Linked DNA regions of Homo sapiens: region 2 is linked to region 1. Evidence: chromatin loops called from intact Hi-C (ENCODE). Cell type or tissue: gastrocnemius medialis. All regions are shown on one strand. Links, peaks and the distances in the headings refer to the core of each region. The heading gives the core; the rest is flanking DNA.

Evidence for each region. Peaks named below come from ENCODE experiments on the same cell type or tissue, not always from the same donor. Only the 100,000 strongest peaks of a DNase experiment are listed, where the experiment ranks them.
Region 2: a loop joins it to region 1, with 5 times the contacts of the local background. A loop is called at or near these places in 2 of 110 quality-filtered maps.

What each region holds. Positions count from the first base shown.
Region 1 is chr17:69,344,060-69,356,802 of GRCh38, reverse strand. The region is part of intron 3 of LOC105371878 (a long non-coding RNA gene); the gene reads right to left. It also overlaps the pseudogene LOC124900401. Among named protein-coding and RNA genes, the nearest start is that of ABCA5, 23 kb to the right of the region's middle. In gastrocnemius medialis, for the core only: no CTCF peak of the experiment used is centred there; DNase peaks (open chromatin) are centred at 5,712, 6,013 and 6,592; H3K27ac peaks cover 8,000 bases.
Region 2 is chr17:69,455,465-69,468,207 of GRCh38, reverse strand. All of the region lies in intron 1 of MAP2K6 (mitogen-activated protein kinase kinase 6), which reads right to left. Among named protein-coding and RNA genes, the nearest start is that of MAP2K6-AS1, 24 kb to the left of the region's middle. In gastrocnemius medialis, for the core only: a CTCF peak has its summit at 6,109; DNase peaks (open chromatin) are centred at 5,937 and 6,867; H3K4me3 peaks cover 592 bases; H3K27ac peaks cover 7,806 bases.

The DNA.
Region 1 (12,743 bases), core at 1,842-9,841:
AATAGCTGGAACCACAGGTGCGTGCCACTGCACTCAGCTAATCTTTGTATTTTTGTAGAGATGTGGTTTCGCCATGTTAGCCAGGCTGGTCTCCAACTCCCAAGTTCAAGCGATCAGCCCGCCTCAGCCTCCCAAAATGCTAGGATTACAGGAGTGAGCCACCACCTTCGAGTCCGGCCTTCGAGTCTGCTTTGAATGCACTGTTATCACATCTAGTGCTCACAACTGAAGAACAACATCTATAATAATCTGCATTTTGCAGATATTGAACAGTTATCTACCCTCGGTCACATTGCCAGAAGGTGGTAGAATTAGAATTAAAACTCAGGAGTTTGTTTCCACACCAGATACTCTTAACCATTTTATTAAAACTTGACAAAACTTAAATATATATATATATATAGTCCATATACTGTGCATTTCTTATTAATACCACTTTATTATGTTTATTGAAAAAATATTCTCCCAACTGAAAACCTTTGGTAAGGTATAAGATCTCCCCAGTGAAGAAAACTTCCATTCTATGTAGTGTGTGTGTGTGTGTGTGTGTGTGTGTGTGACAGAGAGGATGTTTTAACAGCCTGTTGCTCTGTTGCCCAGGCTGGAGTGCAGTGGCACAATCATAGCTCACTGCAGCCAGAACTCCTGGGCTCAAGGGATCCTCCTGCCTCAGCTTCCCAAAATGCTGAGATTACAGGTGTGAGCCACCATGCCTGAGCTAGTTGTGTGTTTTTTTTTTTTTAAACTTAATTAGAATCTCAAGATGAGAAATTCGTAATGCAATAGTTCACCCTGAATTTATTCTTACCTCCCAAGCAGGAAGGATTCTCTTCTTCTTCAGAAGGCCTATGTCATTCTATCAGTATCACTTTTATAGAATTTCCTCCTTGCAACACATTATTTCTATAAATGTATTTTCTCCTCTTCCAGGTAATAATAAACTCTGGGGGCAGGAGATCTGTATTCTATGTCTGTATACCTTTTATCCACTACAAGAGTATACTCCATACTTGTTTTGTATGCTTAATAGTAATATCATGGCCGGGTGTGGTGGCTCACACCTGTAATCCCAGCACTTTGGGAGGCCGAGAAGGGTGGATCACCTGAGGTCAGGAGTTTGAGACCAGCCTGGCCAACATGGCAAAACCCCATCTCTACTAAAAATACAAAAATTAGCCAGGCGTGGTGGTGCATGCCTGTAATCCCAGCTACTCTGGAGGCTGAGGCAGGAGAATCACTTGAACCTGGGAGGCTGAGGTTCCAGTGAGCCGAGATCACACCACTGCACTCCAGCCTGGGCAACAAAGCGAGATTCTGTCTCAAAAAAAAAAAAAAAAAAAAAAGGAGTATCATATATGACCTTTGCCACAATCTCCTTATATGCACACACAAATACGTGCCCTGCCTAACTCAATTCATTGGATTTTGGGGGTGGAATTGATGAATAACACAAGAAAAGGAAAAAAGAAAGAGAAATGTTGGAGAAGGAAATAACTAATACAGGAGGTCTGTTATGGGTTGCACCTGTTTGAGGAATAAAGGAATTAAAACTCCCAAAAGAGGACAAATATTAACAAAAATGTATGGACAGACGCAAAAAAACAAATCCTCATTTGCAACCCAGAACTAATTGTTTAGTATGATTTTTGACACATATAAGAAGGAGTATTAGGCCAGGTGTGCTGGCTGGTGCCTGTAATCCCAGCACTTCGGGAGGCCAAGTGGGAGGATTGCTTGAGACCAAGAGTTCAAGACCAGCCTGAGTAACATAGTGAGACCCTCGTCTCTACAAAAAAAGCAAAAATTAGCCAGCCATGGTGGCACACACCTGTGATCCCAGCTACTCAGAAGGCTGAGGTGGGAGGATCAACTGAGCTTAGGAGGTCAAGGCTGCAGTGAGCTGTGATCACACCACTGCTCTCCAGCCTGGGCGACAGAGCAAGGAAAAAATAAAAAAGGAATAGTCTGATACCTAAGACAGGTTAAAGTTATGGGGGTATTGATAACCATAAAGGTTGGCTCCAAGCCTGTAGAGCTGATCATTTAAAAGCATAAAACCAGCCTGGGCAACAAGATGAAACCTCCTCTATAAAAAATACAAAAATTAGTCAGGCATGGTGGCATGTGCCTGTAGTCCCAGCTACTCAGTAGGCTGAGGTGGAAGGATCGCCTGAGCCCAGGAGGTTGAGGCTGCAGTAAGCCATGATCATGCCACTGCACTCCAGCCTGGGTGACACAGTGAGAATCTGTCTCAAAAAACAAATAAATAACAAAAATAAAAAATAAAAAGCATACGACATGGGGAAATTTTCAGCTATGTTGATTTACTATTCCAGTTTCATGTTGGCATAATACATCGAGATGGACTTTTTTTTTTTTTGGTTAAGCCTTTTATCTTGAGGACATAATGTCTGGATTTGAAGGTAGTGGTATATCCCATGCTATTCTTCAGTGTGACAACTTATGAACAAATATGATTTGAACTCATTTGGGTTTAGAGAGGATGTCAGAAATTGAGAGCCATTTATTTTTTAAAATGTAGAGAATTTTTGAAAGTGGCATCAGTATGTCCATATTCAAGTGGAGATAAAATGAACCAAAATAAAAGAACTGTGGGCAGACAGGACAACTGTGGATTATGCATCAATTCTTTTGAAAAGCACTATCTTGAAGATAAATCTTGACTCAATCTTTAGAGAAACTAAGGTAACCTTGATGAGCAGGGAAGGAATCACAAGATGTGAAATTCCTTGAAGAAAAAGGTATTGACTTTAAATAATTTTGTCTAGTAGTACACATAATTTTTAAAACTCTTTACACTGTATAAAGTCAGCATGTATTTTTGGCTCAAAGTTTCTCTAGTGTTTTCTGTAGAGCGAATAAAAATTAAATTTAACAGTTTCAGTTGTGGTATGCTTTAGGCTTGAAACACTGAAGTCCCTCTCCCCATCTGCCTGCTCCCCTTATAAATTTTTTCCCTTGCTCTATTTTGGGTACAATCTTCTTGCTTTGCTTTTTCTAACTTTTGTTGTTTCACTTCAGCTAATTAATTGTATAATCTGTAAAAAATTTATATAGAATTAAGGACAAATACTGCAGGAAAGTAAATTACTAAAATAAAGGAAACCCTATAAAAAAATAAGGCAAGTATTAACATTCTCATACTCAAATACTTACCAGTTAGACTGACCTTATTTAACTCCCCCCAATGATTATAGCACCAATTAGATGATAAGGGAATAAAGAATACATAACTCTTATCAATGAAGAACTCCTAGTTTATCAAGAGACATGTGGTTCAAAGGAAAATCTAAAATGCTAACGATACGTAGGCAATCAGGAATGCTGAAATACATTTTAAAATAGCTGCAAAACTGGTGAAAGTTGTCAATATCCATAGGGCAATAATCAGTTGCTTTCTGCCAGCACACAATTCATCTGCATTTCTATGGTCAGAAATCATGTGTATTATTCTTAGCTCTCTACAATTTACAGAGTTATAAAATACCTCATAGATAATGACAAGAGATAACCCAGAAAGGTGTGCATAATATGACACCTGGTACCCTTTTATGCCCATTTCAAAGTCTAGTAATATAATACTATAGTATAATACTAATGTAATAAAATCATATTAATACACTTGGGCTTGTTGGTTTCTGTACCACTTTGTACTTGTAGGACTTACTGAGTATCTCAAAGAACTTTTGTCTATGTGGATTATAACTATCAACACTTAATGTTTTGGTAATTGAAACAAAGAAAATTTTAAATATTGATTGATTTTAAAATAGCAATGATGAACATGTTGCATATTAACATTCTATCTTGGCATTGTCAGGAGGAAAACTAATTAATTTTTTCCTAAACTCCTCCTAGTTCTTAGCTGGGATTTCTATAATGAAAGATAGATTAACAAGAGAAAAGTTAAGTTATTGATGAATATAACACACATCATGCAGAGAAATCTCAATGAAAAGTAATTCAAAGCAGTGGCTTAGAAACTGTGGGAAGGTAAAATATATGGGAGGAAACTAGTGCAGTAAAGTTTGTTTGCAGATTCCTCTGGTGCCATGTCTGGGCTGGTAAGAGTCTAGGGTTGTCTCCAGTAAAGAAAAATTAAGGGAGAAAAGGGGTTGGATAGAGATAGCTTTTCTTCTGTTTGCTGCTTTGTAATGCCGTCAGCCTGAAAATAATTTTTATGTCAAAGCAGCATATTTTGGGGTGGCATATTCTGGTTTCCTTCAGTATTATTATGTTTGTATTATTTGGATGTTACAGATACCCTGAAAGAGAATCACTGTCTTAAAATGTTGTTTCCAGAATATGAAAAAGCATAATTAAGTACTGTCTTAGTTCATGTTGCTACAACACAATATCATAAACTGAGTGGCTTATAAACAATTAGCATGTATTTTTTACAGTTCTGGAGGCTGGGGGGGTCCACCATCAAGATACTGGCAGATTTCAGTGTCTGATCAGGGCCAGCTTGCTGTTTCACAGGCAGCTGTCTTTTCACTGTGTCCTCATATGGTGGAAGAGCAGAAAAGGAAGGGATCTCTCTGGAGTTTCTTTTTTTTTTTTTGAGACAGTCTCACTCTGTCGCCCAGGCTGGAGTGTGCTTGCATGATCTCAGCTCACTGCAACTTCTGCCTCCTGGGTTTAAGTGATTCTCCTGCCTCAGCCTCCCAAGCTGCTGGGACTACAAGCATGCCATCACACCTGCCTAATTTTTGTCATTTTAGTAGGGATGGGGTTTTGCCGTGTTGGCCAGGCTGGTATCTGAGCTCCTGGGCTCAAGCGATCCACCCACCTTGGCCTCCCAAATAGGTGTGAGCTACTGCCCCCAGCCTGGAGTTTCTTTTATAAGGGCTCCAGCCTCGGTCATTGGTCACCTTCCAACGACCCCACCTCGTAATCACATCACATTTTGGCAACAGATTTTAACATATGAATTTTGGCAGAACACAAATATTCAGTCTACATCACTGAGGATTGCTGCTTTAGGACAATACCTGGTTTTTTTTTTTTTGGTTTTTTTTTGGAAAAGGAAAGCACAGTTTTATTTTTCTGTCACTATTACACTTGATGGAATGTTATCCTCTTTTTTATACTGTTCAATAAAAGTAATCGATTTTATTTTTAAGACAGGGTCCTGCTCTGTTGCCCAGGCTGGAGTGAAAGGTGACCAATTTCTCTTTCACAGAGAAAACTAGGGAATGGATAACTGAGAACAGTCCATCATCGACAAGCATTTTTCAGCAGACTGGCAGCACTCATGAATACAAATAAAACAACTTGCTGCAACCACATACATCTCTTCTACATCTTCTTAAAGTGGCCAAAAAAAATAAAAAGAGGCATTAAAAAGAGGTCATGAATATGACCCAGAGATATGCCTCTCTATAGCATATACAAATAAAAATCAAACATATGTAAAGACTACCTCACTGATTACCTCGATTTAGTATGAATCTGAGCCTGGATGGGAATTGTAAGCTAGAAGGATAGTGATTCAGACACAAAAATCAAAGACAGCTTTGAGGTTCTGAATCTGGGAGACTTGGAAGAGGAAGGAGTTTAGAAGAAAAGGGATGGGGGTGGTGCCATGGTGATCACATGCACCATGAAGGGGGTGCATATGATTACAGCAGGATAGATACATTTCCAGGAAGGTGATGTCTGGGACATCGTGAGTTTGAGATGTCAAAACAGTCGGGGAAAATGGCCAGCAAGCATTTGGTGATGCATCACTAGAATTTGGAAGATGTGCCAAGTCATTTGCTTGGGCTGCTCTTACGGGTTACAGATTGAGTATTGAGGTGATACTTGAGGCCATGCAAATAGAAGAAAGCCAAGAGAAAATAAAGAGAAACGAATGTGACTTAGAACTTCGTTGTTATTCAGACTGTGCATAAGTATTACTTAATTTGTTCTAAAATAACTTATAACTTATATAAGTTGCTTATAACTGTCTTGAAAGTGCAAAAGGAGCCAGGCGCAGTGGCTCACATCTGTGATCCCAACACACTGGGAGGCTGAGGGTGACAGATCACTTGAGCCCAGGAGTTTGAGACCAGCCTGGCCAACATAGCGAAACCCCATCTCTACCAAAAATACAAAAATTAGCCAGGCATGGTGGAGCACACCTGTAGTTCCAGCTACTCGGGAGGTTGAGGCAGGAGAATCACTTGAAGCCGAAAGGCGGAGGTTGCAATGAGCCGAGATTGTGCCACGGCACTCCAGCCTGGGCAACAGAGGGAGACTCTATCTCAAAAAATAAGAAGAAGAAAAAAGAAAGAAAGAAAATGCAAAAGCCAAAAAAGATTATTACACTAGCATGATTAGGCTTGAGGCCACTGACACAATGTCAAACATTATATTTAAGTATTCATCAAGATTGGTGAATACTTAAATCCACACTCAGAGAATTATGCCAGTTTCACCTCCCTTCTATTTTGAATTTTTTTTTTTCAGACGGAGTCTCATTTTGTCGCCCAGGCTGGAGTGCAGTGGCGTGATCTCAGCTCACTGCAACCTCCACCTCCAGGGTTCAAGTGATTCTCCTGCCGGGTTCAAGTGATTCTCCTAGCCTCCCGAGTAGCTAGGATTACAGCTAGCTAAAATTAGCCACCACGCCTGGCTAATTTTAGTATTTTTAGTAGAGACGGGGTTTCACCATGTTGGCCAGGCTGGTCTCAAACTCCTGACCTCGTGATCTGCCCACCTTGGCCTCCCAAAGTGCTGGGATTACAGGTGTGAGCCACTGCGTCCAGCCCTATTTTGAACTTTTTTATGCATTGGTTTCCTCTTAGTCTGTGACTTGCTTGCTTTTTTTTTTTTTATTAGCTCATTAATCTCTTGTTTGCCTGAGTTGGATTTGTAACACTGTTTGGTTTACCTTGATGCCAATCTGGAAATCGATTGGGATTCTGCTTTTGTAACTAATTCATGGTTTTATTCAGGTGGTGATATGCTCATATTCTTTGCCTAGGTCCCCAGAGTACATTATCTGGTGTTCAACCACCAATGAATTATTGTAGTACAACATATATTTGGGTCACCACTTTTCTTTCAAAATGTTTCAGGGAACTTATTACATGCTGTGAAAACCAACTGTATTTTTATCTTTTGAAGTATACCCATCAGTGTTTAGGACAATGTCTAGCACATAGTTAGTGCTCAACAAATATAGGTTGAATAAATGAGTGTGGTCTTGAACACACAGATAAATTTTGAGTTATTTACTGAGGTTGTTCCCATCTTCTGTAAATTATATTATGAAATTCGAACTACCCAGTATACTTAACATAGAGATGGAATAGTCAAATTGGTGGCATTTGTACTCCAAAATAAGCTTTTGAAAAACACAAATAAAAAAATATTTCTGAGGGGCTGGGTATGGTGGCTTATGCCTGTAATCCCAGCACTTTCGGAGGCCAGTGAAGGAGGATCACTTGAGTCCGGGAGTTTGAGACAAGTCTGGGCAACATAGTGAAAAGTCGTCTTCACACACACACACACACACACACACACACAATTAGCTGAGCATGATGATGCACACCTGTTGTCCTGCTTATTCAGAGGGCTGAGGTGGGAGTGTTGGCAGTGGCGAATCCATACAGGTCTGCAGCAACGTCAATTCTTGTTCCTCAGAAGAAAGAATCTGATGGAGGGGCATAAGGCAGAGTGAGAGACTGAGGCAAGTTTTAGAGCAGGAATGAAAGTTTATTAAAAAGTTTTAGAGCAGGAATGAAAGGAAGTAAAATACACTGGAAGAAGGCCAAGCAGGCAACCTGAGAGATTCAAGTGTGCAGTTTGGCCTTTGACTTGGGATCTTACACACTGGCATACTTCCAGGGTTGCATTACTTCTCCCCTGATTCTTCCTTTGGGGTGGGCGATCTGCATGCACAGTGGCCTGCTAGCACTTGGAGGGGCTGCACTTGAAGTGTGTTTACTGAAGTTGTACACATGCTCACTTAAGGTGTTCTTCCCTTACCAGTCAAGCATTTCCAGAGAAAGGTCATATACCAGTTAAACTCTGCTATTTTGCCTCTTAGTGCACATGCTTGAGCCCAGTTGCTCAACTCCTGAGATCTTATCAGGAAGATGCTGATCACCAGTTTCAGGTGTTTCTATCTGTTGGGCGACTGCCTTTCCCTGCCACCAGCTGCGACTAATTATTCTTTTAAAGAGACAGTGTAACCACTGACTGACCATCACCTGATGGTCACCTGACATTCCTGATGTGGAGAGGAGCCTCTCCTCCTCTGCTCATATCAGACTAATTACCTACTGTAACAGTAGGATCTCTGGAGCCTAGGAGTTTGAGGCTGCAGTGAGCTGGGATCATGCCACTGCACTCTAGCCTGGGTGACAGACCAAGACCCTGTCTGAATACACACACACACACACACACACACACACACACACACACACACACACATATTTGAAAGCCTAGACTTTTACTTCTCAGAGCTGGGCTTTTTGGAAAGTGTAAACCAAAAATAAAATTCTAAATCCCCCAACTAACTGAATAGACTCCACTTCTTGAAATCGCCTTCACAAAAATTATAAAAGTGAGAAAATTATGACAGTGAGAGGACTAACCAACCCGCATCTTGCCTTTAATCCCCAAACTGCCCTTAATTATTCCTGGGCTTAGGCCAAGCTAACTTTGAGAGACATTTAGCTTATAGTTTGTTTATTTATTTAGAGACAGAGTCTCACTCTGTTGCCCAGGCTGGAGTGCAGTGGTGTGATCCGGGCTCACCGCAGCCTTACCTCCCAGGCTTAGCCTCCCAAGTAGTTGGGACTCCAGGTGCACGCCACACCTGGCTAATTTTTGTATTTTTTTGTAGAGACAGGTTTTGCCATGTTGCCCAGGCTCACATTTTCAGGGAAATTGATTGGAGTAATAAATTAGTCTCCCATGGGGTGTGACCAGCCTCATGTCAATTAAATTCTTTTTTATTGCAATGCCATGGTCTCAGTGAATTGGTTTTGTCAGTGCAATGGGTAGGAAGAATTCATTAGGCAGTTACGCTGTTGTCCAAGGACATTCTAAAGTAAAACCGGGCCGGGCATGGTGGCTCACACCTGTAATTCCAGCACTTTGGGAGGCCGAGGCGGGCGGATCACCTGAGGTGAGGCGTTTGAGACCAGCCTGGCCAACATGGTGAAACCCCATCTCTACTAAAAATACAAAAATTAGCCGGGCTTGATGGCACATGACTGTAATCCCAGCTACTTGGGAGGCTGAGGCAGGAGAATCACTTGACCTCGTGAGGCAGAGGTTGCAGTAAGCCGAGATCATGCCACTGCATTCCAGCCTGGGTGACAGAGTGAGACTTTATTTCAAATAAAAATAAAAAAAAAATAAAGTAAACCTGAGGCCAGTTGCGGTAGCTCACGCCTGTAATCCCAGCACTTTGGGAGGTGGATCATGGGGTCAGGAGTTCGAGACTAGCCTGGTCAACATGGTGAAACCCCATCTCTACTAAAAATAGAAAAAAAATTAGCCGAGTGTGGTGGTGCATCCCTGTAATCCCAGCTACTCAGGTAGCTAAGGCAGGAGAATCACTTGAACCCGGGAGACGGAGGTTGCAGTGAGCCGAGATCACACCATTGCACCTGGGCGACAGAGCGAGACTGTCTGAAAAAAGAAAAGAAAGACAAACCAATCCACAATAACAAAAGTCATGTTTCAGTGTCAGGCAGAATTGTTTGTAATAATGAACTCCTCTCCCCTCCTCTCCTCTCCTCTGCTCTCCTCTTCCCTCCCCTCCCCTCAGGCAGAATTGTTTGTAATAATGACCTCAACTCCTCTCCTCTCCTCTCCTCTCCTTTCCCCTCCCCTCCCCTCCCCTCCTTTCTTTTCTTTTTTCTTTGAGACAGAGTCTCGCTCTGTCAACCCGACTGCAGTGTAGTGGCGCTATCTCAGCTCACTGCAACCTTTACCTCCTGGGTTGAAGCAATCCTCCCAACCTCAGCCTCCTGAGTAACTGGGACTACAGGCATGTGCCAATACGCCGGGCTAATTTTTGTATTTTTAGTAGAGATGGGGTTTCACCATGTTGGCCAGGCTGGTCTCAAACTCCTGACCTCAGGTGATCCGCCCGCCTCGGCCTCCCAAAGTGCTGGGATTGCAGGCATGAACCACTGCACCCAGCCCGAACATTTATTTTCAAAAGGGATCTCATCAAGCTTAAGGATAGAGAGCAGCAGGAGGAGATTCTTTAATAGCAGAAGATCAGGTTTCATCGTTACTTCCACTGAAGCCTGAAATTCAACTCTGTTGTAAAGAAAATTTGAGGACCCCTATGTTGGAAATAAGGCAAGGCATAAAAAAAAGTTACATACAAAAAAAAATGGCTTTTCGTGTGTTCCATTCAGCAGCCCTATCTAAAAGAACAATAAATTCAATTTACACACTGTAAACAGAAGCATTCTCCTTATTTTTCTATCTCCAACCTGTAAACATGGGCAGAATAAGGAAGGAAACCCTTTGGGGATTACAAAGAACAATAGAGCTAAAATAAATAAATAAACAAACAAATAAATACAGCCTAAATTTATTTACCTGAGATTTTATTAGAAAATTCATTTCATCTCATCATTAAGATACTTGGTGGGTTTCCTAGATAATCATACACATTTAGCTTTCCTATTTTGACTTTACCCCACATTTACATATTTGTTCACTTTGAAAAAATTTTTTAATGTTATCAATACACTGTATGCTTATTGCAAAAAATGTGATAAAAATTCATATAATCCTGCTACCCAGACATAATCACTGTTAATCTTTTGTAATATATTTCCTAAGGCTTTTCTCTATGCATCTATACATATATTTTACATTGTGGCTGTCACAGTACATAAATAACTTTTTATTCTACATTTTTTTCTTTTTTCTTTTCTTTTCTTTTCTTTTTTTTTTTTTTTGAGACAGAGTCTCACTCTGTTGCCCAGGCTGGAGTGCAGTGACTCGATCTCAGCTCACTGCAACCTCCACCTCCTGGGTTCAAGCCATTCTTGTGCCTCAGCCTCCTGAGTAGCTGGGATTACAGATGTGCACCGCCACACCCAGCTAATTTTTGTATTTTTAGTAGAGACGGGGTTTCATCATGTTGGTCAGGATGGTCTCAAACTCCTGACCTCAGGTGATCTGCCCGCCTCAGCCTCCCAAAGTGCTGGGATTACAGGCGTAAGCTACCACACCCAGCCATTATCCTACATTTTAAAATAGAATGTAATCATTTTCCCATGATTAAAAAAATTAAAAGTTTTGGCTGTCTAATTTTCTATGTTGTGCCACAACACACTCAACTATTTTTTGAGCGTGTTAGGGTACAAACACAGACTTGTGTATTGTGTATTGTGTATTGTGTTCAAAATATCTTTTGAACATTGTGTTGTTTTTCTATTTTAAATTGTAAATAAAGAATATGATGAATATAAATAAGCTCACATCTAGGGCTACATTTCAGTTCTCTCCCCTTCCTCCCCACCCATACCTTACACTATGCACACAGGATAGATTGCTAGAAGTTGAATTACTTGATCTAAGGGTAAGAACATTACTGAATTATGTTCCCCACCCAAATTCCTATGTGGGTGACTAATCTCCAATGTGGCTATATCTAGAGAGAGGTCATTAGGAAATAAGGTCACAAGGATAGGACCCTAACCAATAGGAAGGACTAAAGTCTTAGAAGGAAAGAAAGATATTTCTCTCTCTCCCTGCAGCCCTGCTCTGTGAGAACACAGCAAGAAGGCAGCCTTCTATAAGCCAGAGAGAGAGCCCTCACCAGAAATCAAATCAGCTGGCACCTTATCTTGGACACCAGCCTCCAGAACTGTGAGAAATAAATTTCTGCTGTTTAAGCCACTGAGTCTACGGTATTTTGTTATGGCAGCCTAAGCAAATAAATAAAAACACTTTTTTTTTTTAAGACAGTCTCCTTCTGTCACCCAGGCTGGAGTGCAGGCGCATGATCTCGGCTCACTGCAACCTCCGCCTCCTGGGTTCAAGCAATTCTGGTGCCTCAGCCTCCCGAGTAGCTGGGATTACAGGCATGCGCCACTATTCCCGCCTAATTTTGTATTTTTAGTAGAGACGGAGTTTCTCCACGTTGGTCAGGCTGGTCTCGAACTCCCGACCTCAGGTGATCCGCCCGCCTTGGCCTCCCAAAGTGCTGGGATTACAGGCATGAGCCACTGCCCCCTGCCAATTTTTGTATTTTTAGTAGAGACGGGGTTTCACCATGTTGGCCAGGCTGGTCTTGAATCCTGGTCTGAAGTGATCCACCTGCCTTAGCCTCCTGAAGTGCTAGAATTCAGGCATAAGCCACCACACCTGGCTTAAAAACATTTTTAAAGTTCTTGACACATGTTGATAAATTACTTTCGAGAAAGATGTTACCAGTATGCACCACTCTGGCAGTATATAAGAACCTCTATTGCCCTGTACCCTCATCAACATTCAAAAAATTTTTTTTAAACTTAATTCTAAGATATATATCTTTAAAGTGTTTAAAAGTTCATACTTTTAAAGTTTTGTTTCATCAGAATTGTCTTCATTTTTATGGCATTGCCCCCTGAATCTGCCCCTGTATTTTCAAGTTCCCAGTGTAGTAATATTTCATAGCGATAAAAATGTCCACTCGGGAATCCCAAAACAAAGCAAACAAACACATACAAACATTTAAAACTTTTCAGCATTTTATCATCTCCATT
Region 2 (12,743 bases), core at 1,925-9,924, 110 kb before region 1:
TTACACTAAAGGTCCTTCTAGGGAAATAGCAGGTAACAACTGAGAACACTATCACAGGAGAAGCAATCTAGGAATGCGGGAAGGGGTGCACTTGGGCTGAAACAGGTTAAGATTCAGGCACCAACCAGGTAAAGAAATCCAAGGCCAGTTGTGATGGCTCATGCCTGTAATTCCAGCAGTTTGGGAGGCCAAGGCAGGTGGATCACTTGAGGTCAGGAGTTCGAGACCAGTCTGGCCAACATGGTGAAACCTCGTCTCTACTAAAAATACAAAAATTAGCTGGGCGTGGTGGCACATGCCTGTAATCCCAGCTACTTGGGAGGCTGAGGCAGGAGAATCACTTGAACCTGGGTTGTTGCAGTGAGTTGAAATCACATGCCACTGCACTCCAGCCTGAGTGACAGAGTGAGACTCTAACAAAAAAAAAACACGAAACTAAGAAAAGAAATCCAGCAAACAACTGCTTACTCAATTCTTAAGCTTCAAGGAAAAGACTGAATAAAAACTGAGATTTGGGAGTTACTGTTATACATAGATATGTACACATTAACATTTTTATAGTATGGTAGTTCCAGGATGTTCTCAGTTGTCTCACCAAGAAGTCTAAAAGCATTACTTAACAGTCAACCTAGCAACAGTGAAAATGGAAAAAGACTCAGTCCAGAGCTGTCCTCTAGAAAACCCAATCAATACACAATGAAAGGAAACTCACCACAATGGCATTTCACAGCTCCATACAATCCATTCTCCTCCCACTTTCCCCCTCCTGATTATCTCAAGCCTTCCTGGCTACAGATGGCCCACTTCCTAACAAACATCAGCCAATGAGCACCACATGGCTGTGCTCCCTGCAGAGCAGAGCAGTCAGATATCATTAAGTATTAGGTAAAACATCATCCCAGGAGTTCTCCCTGACAAGTATCAAAACACAAATTCTAACATGTTTCAGTCTCTTCTTGTACCTATTCATATATGGTACCTCGCTTACTTAATTCCATATTCTTTGCCTTATATAGAGACCCCTTTATTACTGCCTAGGATGCAGGTATGAAGAAATAATTAGTGGAACAAAACTCAGCTTCAAGTAAAGCATTAACCAGAAGGATAGAATGGGAGCCGCTGAGATTACCAGTTCATGAGTCATTACCAATTCTTATTGTAATCCATGTAAATATTAAGATGCACTTTTCTGCTTTGTTAGTATTATCTTTGCAACAGATTTCATGGTAGAACCACCATAATAAACAGATGGTACATCAAAAGTTCACTCGTTAATCTGATTGTTTAGCTCTGCATATATTTCCCAGATACACAATATTTCAATGGGGAGCCTCCACCATCAGCCCAACAAAAGCCTATTTAACTGATAACATAAGTGAATCCTAGATCTTTGAACCTGGAACAGGCCTTAAGTGAGTAGAAGTCATTTTATGAGGAAAAATGAGGAAAGATGAGGAAACCGAGGCTGCTCCAAGTCATACAATTAGTCCTGTGAATAATGCTTTAAACCCATCCACCCAGTATAACCTGTTTCTGTAAGAAAATGCCACGGGATTTCCCGGCATTCACAGGGATTGCTAAGAGCATCTGATTTCCACTTTTGCTTTGGAATGCAAAGTCTTGCCCGGTTTCAAACCACTGGAGGGGATGCAGTGCCGATGGCTTGAGAAACAAATTCCAGAAAGGAATGGGCCAAGGAATAGAGCTGAGGGATGATAAGGAGGGTCTACACACTTTCTGGGAAAACGGAGATCATAGTAAAAGTAAAAATACAGAATACCCTCTTGCATTTTTGACTTCTTTAATTTACAATATGCTTTTCCATAGAGGAAGGGAAGATAAAGGACAAGCTACTAGAGGAAGGGGGTGGAAAGAGGAGGTCTATATATTTCTTTTTTTCTTTTCTTTTTTTTTTTTTTTGAGACAGTCTCACTCCGTCACCCAGGCTGGAGTAGTGGCTTGCTCTTGGCTCACTGCAACCTCCGCCTCCTGTTTCAAGCTATTCTCCTGCCTCAGCCTCCCGAGTAGCTGGTAGCTGGGACTACAGCTGTGCGCCACCATGCTTGGCTAATTTTTGCATTTTTTTTTTTTTTTTTAAGTACTGATGGGGTCTCATCATGTTGGCTAGGCTGGTCTTGAACTATTGGCCTCAGGTGATCCACCCACCTTGGCCTCCCAAAGTCCTGGGATTACAGGCATGAGCCACCACACCCAGCCAAAGGTCTATATATTTCTAAGAAGTGGAGGAAAAGGCTCAGAAGAATTAGAGGCACTAAAAAGCATCACCAGGGCTGGGTGCAGTGGCTCATGCCTGTAATCCCAGCACTTTGGGAGGCCAAGGCGGGCAGATCACCTGAGGTCAGTAGTTTGAGACCAGCCTAGCCAACATGGTGAGATCCCATCTCTACTAAATACAAAACATTAGCTGGACATGGTGGCACACGTCTATAATCCCAGCTATTTGGGAGGCTGAGGCAGGAAAATCTCTTGAACTCAGGAGGCAGGGGTTGCAGTGAGCCGAGATTGCACCATTGTATTCCAGCCTGGACAACAAGAGCGAAACTTTGTTTCAAAAAAAAAAAAAGAAAAAAACAAAACATCACCAGGAAGGGCACATCCCTCCTCTGCATCCCCTACCTTGTCACCTCTACCATTAACAAAATCAGCAATAAGGATGTATCAGGAGGTGGCCTTTTGTCTTTCAGCCTGCTGCCAAGTGTACAGTAGGTCGCTTCACAAACATTTGCTGATTGAATACACATACACTGGGAATCTTAAAGCAAAAGGAAGAAATGTTTACCTTTGCTGAAGTTATTAAACTTAGGTTGCTTTTGATACAAAATGCAAGAGGGCAGGAAAAATTTAAATAAGGGAAATAAGGGCAGGCTGTAACTTATAGATTTATAGAGCATAGTAATATCATTTTATTAAAGACTTTGTGTTCCAGGCAGTCATTTCAGTTAACCCAACTAGGGTACTGACAAGGACAGGATGAATCTGGAATTCTTGCCTGGATATGGTCCAATCTCGTATGCATAGATTGCAACTTAAATGAGTCCAGGTGGCTCTGACCATTAAAATAGCTACCATTCATTCAATCAACAAATATTATCAAGGAGCTATTATGCATCAGGCTCTGTGGGGGTCTGTAAAAATGAACACAATATTTATTCTCTTAAATAAATGCACAGTCTGGATGGGGGCAGTGGCTCACGCCTATAATCCCAGCACTTCGGGAGGCCGAGGCGGAGGGATCACAAGGTCAGGAGTTCGAGACCAACCAGACCAACATGGTGAAACCCAGTCTCTACTAAAAATACAAAAATTAGCCGGGCGTGGTGGCACGTGCCTGTAATCCCAGCTACTCGGGAGGCTGAAGCAGGAGAATTGCTTGAACCCGGGAGACAGAGGTTGCAGTGAGCTGAGATCACACCACTGCACTCCAGCTGGGGCAACAGAGCGAGACTCTGTCTCAAATAAATAAATAAGTACATAATCTATCAAAGATAAAAGGACATCTTACAAAAATAAGTAGCGGCGGCTAACACCTGTAATCCCAGCACTTCGGGGGACTGAGATGGGCGGATCACTTGAGGTCAGGAGTTTGAGACCAGCTTGGGCAACATAGTGAAACCTCATCTTTACTAAAAATACAAAAATTAGCCAGGCGTGGCGGCGCACGCCTGTAGTCCCAGCTACTCAAGAGGCTGAGGCAGAAGAATCACGTGAACCTGGGAGGTGGAGATTGAAGTGAGCTGAAATCGTGCCTCTGCACTCCAGCCTGGACTCGAACTCCAGCCTGGACAAAAGAGCAAGACTCTGTCTCAAAAGTAAAAAATAAAAAATAAAAATAAGTAGTGAGTGTTTATAAGGGGAAAGCACTATACTAAACGTGCAATAACTCATTTAATCTTCATGAAAATTATGTAATCAACTATTACTGTCTCCATTTGACAGATGAGGAACCTAAGACCCAGACACTGTAATCCCAGCTACTCGGGAGGCTGAGGCAGGAAAATCGCTTGAACCCAGGAGGCAGAGGCAGCAGTGAGCTGAGATCACACCACTGCACTCCAGCCTGAGCAAGAGTGAGACTCCGTCTCAAAAAAATAAGTAAATAAATTAAAAAATAAAATAAAAACATACAATATTTTAAATATTTATTTATCAATCAACAAACTGGTTTTGTTGTACTGGTGAGCCTATGCAATGTATAGCTGGAGTGCAGTGGCGCAATCTCGGCTCGCTGCAACCTCCGCCTCCCAGGTTCAAGCGATTCTCCTGTCTCAGCCCCCAGAGTAGCTGGGATTACAGGCACACGCCACCATCCCTGGCTAATTTTTTGTATTTTTAGTAGAGATGGGGTTTCATCATGTTGGCCAGGCTGGTCTTGAACTCCTGACCTCAGGTGATCCACCCACCTCGGCCTCCCAAATTGTTGGTTATAGCTTATTTTCAAAATAAAATTCTTTCTAAGTAGATTCACTAATATACATATATGTATTTGTGTGTATATATGTGTGTGTGTGTGTATATACATATATGTATGTGTATGTATGTATATACATATATGTGTGTGTGTATATATATAGAGAGAGAGAGAGGGAGCTAGCTACTCTGGGGGCTGAGACAGGAGAATCGCTTGAACGTGGGAGGTGGAGGTTGCAGCGAGCCAAGATTGCGTGTGTATATATATATACATATGTGTGTGTGTGTGCATATATGTGTGTATATATATACACACATACATATATGTATATTAGTGAATAATATACTTATATTCACTATTATATAGTGATATATATACATATAATTATAGATACACATATATATACACATACATATATGTATATTAGTGAATAATATACATATATTCACTATTATATAGTGATATATATATACATATAAGTATATACACACACATATATATACACACATACATATATGTACGTGAAAGCAAAATGTAAAAAAATGCTTCATATTGATTATCTGAACATTATAAAATAACAAAAGCCGAATCATTTTTTCTTGGCACACGTTCACACACTTCAAATCAGTTTCTTAGCCATAAACCTCTAACACTGTGTCTCATGGAGGTGTCCCGGTGGCTGGTGCACCCACAGGTCAGCAGGGGCAGCAGTGTCAAATACATCTCCCATTACCGTGAAGGAGTCAGCCAATCCTGACCGTATGGATTTATCAGCCAGAAAGCACCCTGCGTGCTGCCCATGAAAGGCAAAAAAAAAAAAAAAAAAAAGACAAGTCATTGCTGGGCCTCTTTCACATGGGGTTTCACTGTGTTGGCCAGAATGGTCTCGATCTCCTGACCTCGTTTTCCGCCCGCCTCAGCCTCCCAAAGTGCTGGGATTACAGGCATGAGCCACCATGCCCGGCCAAAAACATGACTTCTTAAAGGCAAATATGGAGAAAAGGGCATTCTAAGGGCAAGGGGAAGGAAAGCAGCAAGAACAAGAGCATGAAGGTGGAAAATCCAAGGGCTTTGCAGAACATCTAGCTGACGCCCGGAGTGTGAAAAAGGAGAATAGTGCAGGAGAGGCCCAGAAATGAGGCCGAGACTTAATCACACAGGGTCACGTATGCAGGGCAAAAATATCCATGGCCTATACACATATTGAAAAAGAAACCGTAGTTCTGAGTGGTTGAGAAGGTGACCCAAGGCCGTCAAACTCAAATGGGGTGGAAATGGGACTTGAACCTAAAGCTCCTTAGATGGCTGGTCTAGAATTCACTTGAAAAACCATCTTTGTCATGGCTCTAGAGGAAAACGTAGATGGCTCAATACAGATCTAGTGGCGTTCAGTAGCACACTGTGTTCTCTTGTCGTTTTATGGAGGGACTGCATGTGCTGGAGTCCACAGAGACCAGCCAAGCATCTCTTTACTCTCGTAATAATGTACGTGCCACCAATCAGCTGACCAGAGTCCATCCCCTGGATAGAGGAGGTGCTAACCTGTCCCCTGCTAACTGAGGTAGAGGTTCTCGTGTCCTCTATGGCCAGTGTTGTGCCTTGCTATATTTAAACCCTGCCTGTGAAGGATTCTGCAATGTGCCCAGGGCTATGAGATGAAGCAGGGGGCGCTGAGAAGGAAAATGCAGCATACTTTCGCATGCCACCATCCCGAATGTCTGTAATTCGTCCCAAGTGCGAACTAAAACCTCACTAATTTCACCTTCCTTTCCAAACTGCCTCCTTGCGAATTTCTACACATAAATTCTGACTAAACCTGACATCGTGTTTTCTGCAAAAGAAAGCAATCTGACTGCCAACCACGGAGGAAAAGTTATGAAGAGTGGCACACAGCTGCAGCTTTTTCTTTCTTTTTTATTTGGTAATGTGTGATTGACGATTAAAATGGAATCTTGCTGGCCTGAACTCCTTCCTGACTACTATTAAGCTGGTGAAGCTGGCAACAGTTTCTCTCCCCTCCACTATCTGAGTTAGACTTGGGACGAGGATGCAAAGGGCCTCAGATGACCTCCGTGAGCAAGGGGTGCCTGCGGGATGCTAAATCGCAGCTCCCTGGGGGGCCTTGGAGATATCCCCAGAAAAAGTGGAGCCCCACAGCTTTCTCAGCAGCCTGCTTTATCAAATGAGCTCTCCCCAGAACAAAAACAACCCTGTCAGGCACCATAAACAGTCAGGAAAACATGCCCCTAAACAAAGCTAGGCTATTCAGTGGTCCCAGAGCTGTCTCTTCCACCCCTCGGGTTCACCAACCCAACAACTCCCACAGAGTTGGCTGCAGAAATTGGAAGAAATAAATCTCCGCTGAAGGAGAAAAGGATGAAGACAGGGCCAGTCACTGCCCTCATTCTTTCCATTGCATCGGGACCACGTGCTGCTGGCTATGTTCACAGGGCAGGTGAGTGGTTTAGAAACCATGTCACATACAGAGCAGTGAGGACACCCAGGAGTACATAAACCAGGGAGGAAGAGATTAAGGAAAGTCATGAGAGTTTTCTTTCAATCATTTCAAGAGCTGTCTTGTTGAAAGGGGAGTCAATTTGCTGTGAGTTACTCCAGAAGGCAAAGGAATAAGGGAATACCACTCACATCTTTTACTATATGCTTTTTATAGTAGAAAAAGGACTTTCTTGTTAGTCAGAAAGGGATATTGAGTGTTTTGAATCTGTATCACATCCTACTTCTCTAAGGAGCTCTTCCTTCACTCCTCCTGATCAAAGGTTGATTCTGTCTTCAGCCTATTCTTTCCCCGTGCGGCTCACCCACGGCAACCTATTCTCCAGGTTTCTACCACTCTATGTCACTTCTTAATACTGCACCCCAACCAGGTATGGTGGCTCAGGCCTGTAATCCCAGCACCTTGGGAGGCCAAGGCAGGTGGATCTCTTGAGCCCAGGAATTCAAAATCAGCCTGAGTAACATGGGGACACCCCCTCTCTACAAAAACACCAAAATTAACCAAGGGTGGTGGCACACCCCTGTAGTTCCAGCTACTTGGGAGGCTGAGGTGGGAGGATCACTTGAGCCCAGGAGGTCAAGGCTGCAGTGAGCCATGATCATGCCACTGCATTCCAGGGTGACACATTGGGACCCTATCCCAACAACAACAACAAAATACTGTGCCCTGGTCTAACAAGTCTTAGCTAGACTTTTGCACTGGTTTTCTTACTGATCTCTCATTTTTGAGGAGTAAACTTCTCCTATCCACTGTCCTCCATCACAGACATATGTTCATGCTACTTCCCACATTAAAATCCCAACACGTTCCTCCTTGCTTGCCCCAGCCTCATCTCTCAATACTCCTTCAGCTGCACCAGGTAACCTCACACCTCCGGGTCTTGCTCATGTATCTGCAGTGCGTTAAATACCTCCGTCTTCCTAATGGTGCAAACTTTTGACATTCAGCTCAAGCACCTGTCCTTCTAATATGAGTTTCCACCCTTTCTCCATGTACCCCACCTTCATGACACCCTCCCCTCACCACTGGACCCTGACTTTCCCAGTATGTTTAGCAATCTGTTATGTTTATTTGATGACAGGACTGCCCCATGCTAAGCTGGAAGCATCTCAAAGGCAAGGGGCCACTTTTGTTTCATTGCTCTATCCCCAGAGCCTAATGTGCTATCTGGGATGTGTCTGATGAATACGTAAAAAGAAAGAATGGAGGAAAGAAAAAGATGAAGGGAGGAAGGGAGAGAAGGAGGGTAAAAAGGAAAGAAGAAAGGGAGGGAGGGAGGGAGGGAAGGTGGAAGGCAGGGAGAAGGAAAGGAAGGAAGGAAGAAAAAGAGGAACGAAGGGAGGAAGGAGGGGAAAAGGAAAGAAGAAAGGGAGGGAGAAAGGGAAGGCAGAAGGCAGGATGAAGGAAAGGGAGGAAGGAAGAAAAAGAGGAAGGGAGGGAAGGAGGCAGCGAAGAAGGAAACAAAATTTTTTTTTTAAGAAAGACACCTTGCAATCTATGTATTTCTTGTGTATTTCTTTTTTTCCTCTTTTTTTTTTTTTTTTTTTTTTTTTTGAGACAGAGTCTTGCTGTTGCCCGGGCTGGAGTGCAGTGGTGCAATCTCAGCTCACTGCAGCCTCCGCCTTTCGGGTTCAAGCGATTCTCCTGCCTCAGCCTCCCGAGTAGCTGGGACTATAGGCACGCACCACCACATCTGGCTAATTTTTGTATCTTTAGTTGAGACAGGGTTTTACCATGTTGGCCAGGCTGGTCTCGAACTCCTGACCTCAGGTGATCCACCTATCTCGGCCTCCCAAAGTTCTGGGATTATAGGCATGATCCCCAGTGTATGTATTTCTTATTCTATTTCCTTTTAATCTAAGTTCTTCTCTTTTCCTTGAATTGTAAAGATTTAGTTCCCATATTCTCAAAGGAAAGATAATGACTTATTTAGTTACTCTGAATATGGGTGCATTCCAGAAAACAAGGGAAAATTCTAGTTAGAATCAACTACATAATATTAACCATCACAAGAAAAGTACAGGCAATTATTTGCCTGAAGGAATTCAGTAATCAAAGGAATTAGAAATTAAAATAACTAGCTTAATGTTTAAAAAAAATCACAGTAAACCTGAATTTGTAAAACACGTTTTTAAGTATAAAAACTTTCAGTGACCAACTACTTTCCTACCCTGGGGGCTGGCAAGTAAAGACACAGTAAGATCCAATTTCTCTCTGGCTTAGAGGTTGCTATTCATGTTCAACTTTGCACACCAGCAAAGGAGGTTAGAACCAAATACAAATTTTTTTATAAGGTTGCCAACCTCTAAGAGGTTTGCTTTAATGTGCTCCAAAAGGTCAGTGAATTTGAAAATAAGGAAGTCCCTGGTGACTTTTGAGAGAAGAGTTTTGGTGGAGAAGTGGGAAGAGAAGGCAGACTACAACAGAGAACGAGGACAGGGGCGACACACCATGAACTTGACAGGAAAGTAACACCTGCAAAGAAACAGGACAATTACTAGAAAAGGCCACAGATGCTAACAAAAACTTCTTCTTTTCTTTCCTGAAACGTGGAGACACTGCACAAGGTAAGAGTATTTCAATAATGGGAATGAAAGCCAGGTAGAAATCTAGGGACAGTAGGAGAACGATAGTGCTATTAACAGCAACAGGGAAACTGGAAAGGTAGATGGGTATAGACCACAACAGAGTTAACACTAATTTTGAAGGTGAGCATCTTCAGTCCACGGTTTTGGGGAAAATCAGAGACAACTAAAGAGTTAAAATTTGCCCTGGAATGTGGTCCTTATACTTCAGGGTGATAAGAATCTCCTGAGGTATTTGTTTAAAATACAGTGGCCCTCCCCACTGGGATTCTGATTCAGTAGGTAGAGGGCAGGTCCTTGAATGTACATTTTAAGAAAGAAGGAGCGGCAGGGTGCAGTGGCTCACGCCTGGAATCCCAGCACTTTGGGAGGCCGAGACAGGCAGATCACTTGAGGACAGGAGTTTGAGACCAGCCTGGCCAAGATGGTGAAACCCCATCTCTACTAAGAATACAAAAATTAGCGGGCTTGATGGCGGGCACCTGTAGCCCCAGCTACTTGGGAGGCTCAGGCACGAGGATCACTGGAACCCAGAAGGCGGAGGTTGCAGTGAGCCTAGATGGCACCATTGCACTCCAGCCTGGGCGACAGAGCAAGATTCTGCCTCCAAGAAAAAAATGAAAGAAAGAAGGAGGGACAGAAGGAAGGAAGGAAGAAAGGCAGTTGCAATTTTGTTAGGACTCCCTTAATTCTAAGGTATTGTGTTATAGGTAGTAATGGGCCATAATTTGAGACCAGCCTAGAGCAGTGCTTCCCGAACTTTAATGTGCACAGGAATCTTCTGCAGACATTGCTAGAAGACAGATCCTGATGCAGCAGCTCTGGGGTGAGATTGGAGATCCTGCCTCTTTTGTTTTGTTTTGGTTTTGGTTTTGTTTTGAGACAGCATCTCACTCTGTTACCCAGGCTGGAGTAGTGTGATCATAGCTCACCACAGCCTCTATCTCCTGGGCTCAAGCAATCCTCCAGCCTCAGCCTCCTGAATAGCTGAGATTCCAGGCACAGGCCACCGTGCCCAGCTAATTTTTGTTTGTTTGTTTGTTTGTTTTTAGCTCAAGTGATCCTCCTGCCTCGGCCTCCCAGAGAACTGGGATTACAGGTGTGAGCCACTGCACCCAGCTGCAAGCCTGCATTTCTAACAAGCTCCCTGATGTTGCCAGGCTGCTGGTCTGCAAGTCCAGGGACCATACTTGGAGTAGCAAGCCCCCAGGGAAGGACAGACTTTAATAAGAAGAGGATCCCCTATGAAAATTCCAACTTGAGCTCCTATGTTCATTCAGACATTCATACAAATACCAACTGTGGGCCAAACACTGAAGATTTCCAGGTAAATACCACTCAACCTAGGGGATAAACGTGTCCACAGGCATCAGATAAGACAGGGAAAATAGTGTAATGGTGCTGGCGTGGGAGTCCTTCCTCAAATGCTTCCTGTTAATGCACAAAGGTAATTAGAAGGACTAGCAGGGGCCATGCTTTGATCTGCTAAATCCCAAGCTGCATCCTTCAACAGAAGAAACCACCATTGTAGAGAGATGCTGAAGTCTCTCTGGGGTAGGAACTCTTGCTGAGGAGGTCTCACAGAGAAGACATTTGATTTAGATCAGAGAGGATGGTTCCACAAGGAAAAGGAGATGTTCTAGAAGGGAACAGCATATGCAAAAACGTGGGTTGTGAGAGGATTCCGTATGCACGGCCGTGAAGCAGTAGGTCAGGTAGGGCGTCCAAGCTAAGAAGCTGGCATTTATCAGTCAAATGGAAGTGTCCAAAGGAAGCAGCAGGGACAACTTTAAAACGGAAGCGTGGGGACAGATGTGTTGTAGGAAGATAGTCAGCAGCAGTGCAGGGCAGGGATTTGTAGAGTGATGAAAAACATCTCTAGATAAGGGCAGGTGGGGTAAGAGTACTCATGAAATGGTCAATACCCACAAGAAAGCAATTAACTAGGATGAAGGAGGAAGGCTAGGTGGGGAGACATCTCTGGGTAGAAATAACAGGGTTTAGTGGTGACAGACCAGTGGGGAAAAATCACTTAGGGCAGACATCACCAGATGCCTAGACCCCACTGAGAAAACAATTGATCCAGTCAAGCAAATCTCTGTACACAACAACACCTCACCCTCCAATTACCATCCACCTTATGAACGTCACAGTTGGGTAGCTCTGAGTAGACCAAACTCTAATGAGTTTCAATATCTGATAATTACAATGGAGAAGGGTAATTCAAGCCAATCTCTAGAATCAATGATTTCCTGAAGTTCTAAAGACATAAAATTGCCTTACTTTAAAATAAGACTCAATACAAACCCCAGGCCATCCCTAACCAAGTTTCTTCTCTGTAATGGAACAGAAGAGACATCTCAAGACACAGGTGTTATTTTCCGCCAAAGAGGCCCGAAGCATAGGCACTCACCGCTCCAGACCAGCCACAGCCAGGTTCCTAGAAGGTCCACTAAACAGGATGATCAACTACACCCAGTTTGCTCTGGATGTTTCTGGGTTTAAAACTGAAAGGCCAGGACAGGAGCTGTGGCTCACGCCTGTAATCCCAGCACTTTGGGAGGCCGATGCGGGCGGATCTACTGAGGTCAGGAGTTCGAGACCAGCCTGGCCAACATGGTGAAACCACATCTCTATTAAAAATACAAAAATTAGCCAGGTGTTGTGGCACGCGCCTGTAATCCCAGCTACTCGAGAGGCTGAGGCAGGAGAATTGCTTGAACCCGGGAGGTGGAGTTTGCAGTGAGCCAAGATCGCGCCATTGCACTCCAGCCTGGGCAACGAGAGCAAAACTCTGTCTTAAAAAAAAAAAAAAAAAAAAAAAAAACTGAAAGTCCAGGAACCCACTCAGTCCCAGGCATATCTGCAGGGTTGGTCATGCTATAACTAAACAAATCAGTTTTTAGAACTTAAGCTCCAAAAAATGATTTTTGCATTTTTACAGGGTTAAGGGCGGAGGGAAAAAGAACAAACAAGAATATGCAGAGACCATATGTGGCCCACAACACCTCAAATACTCACCATCTCACTGTTTGTAGAAAAAGTTTGCTAATCCCTAGTTTACACCAACCATAATGCCCCGCCTTTGACAGGACAGGTTTGAGAATGAAAAAGTGACACAGCTTTGGGCTCCAGGTTCGAAACCTAAGAGAAAGTCGGCTGGGAGCTCCTGAAAAGATTTCCTTCCTGATTAAAAATAATGAGACTCAGGGGA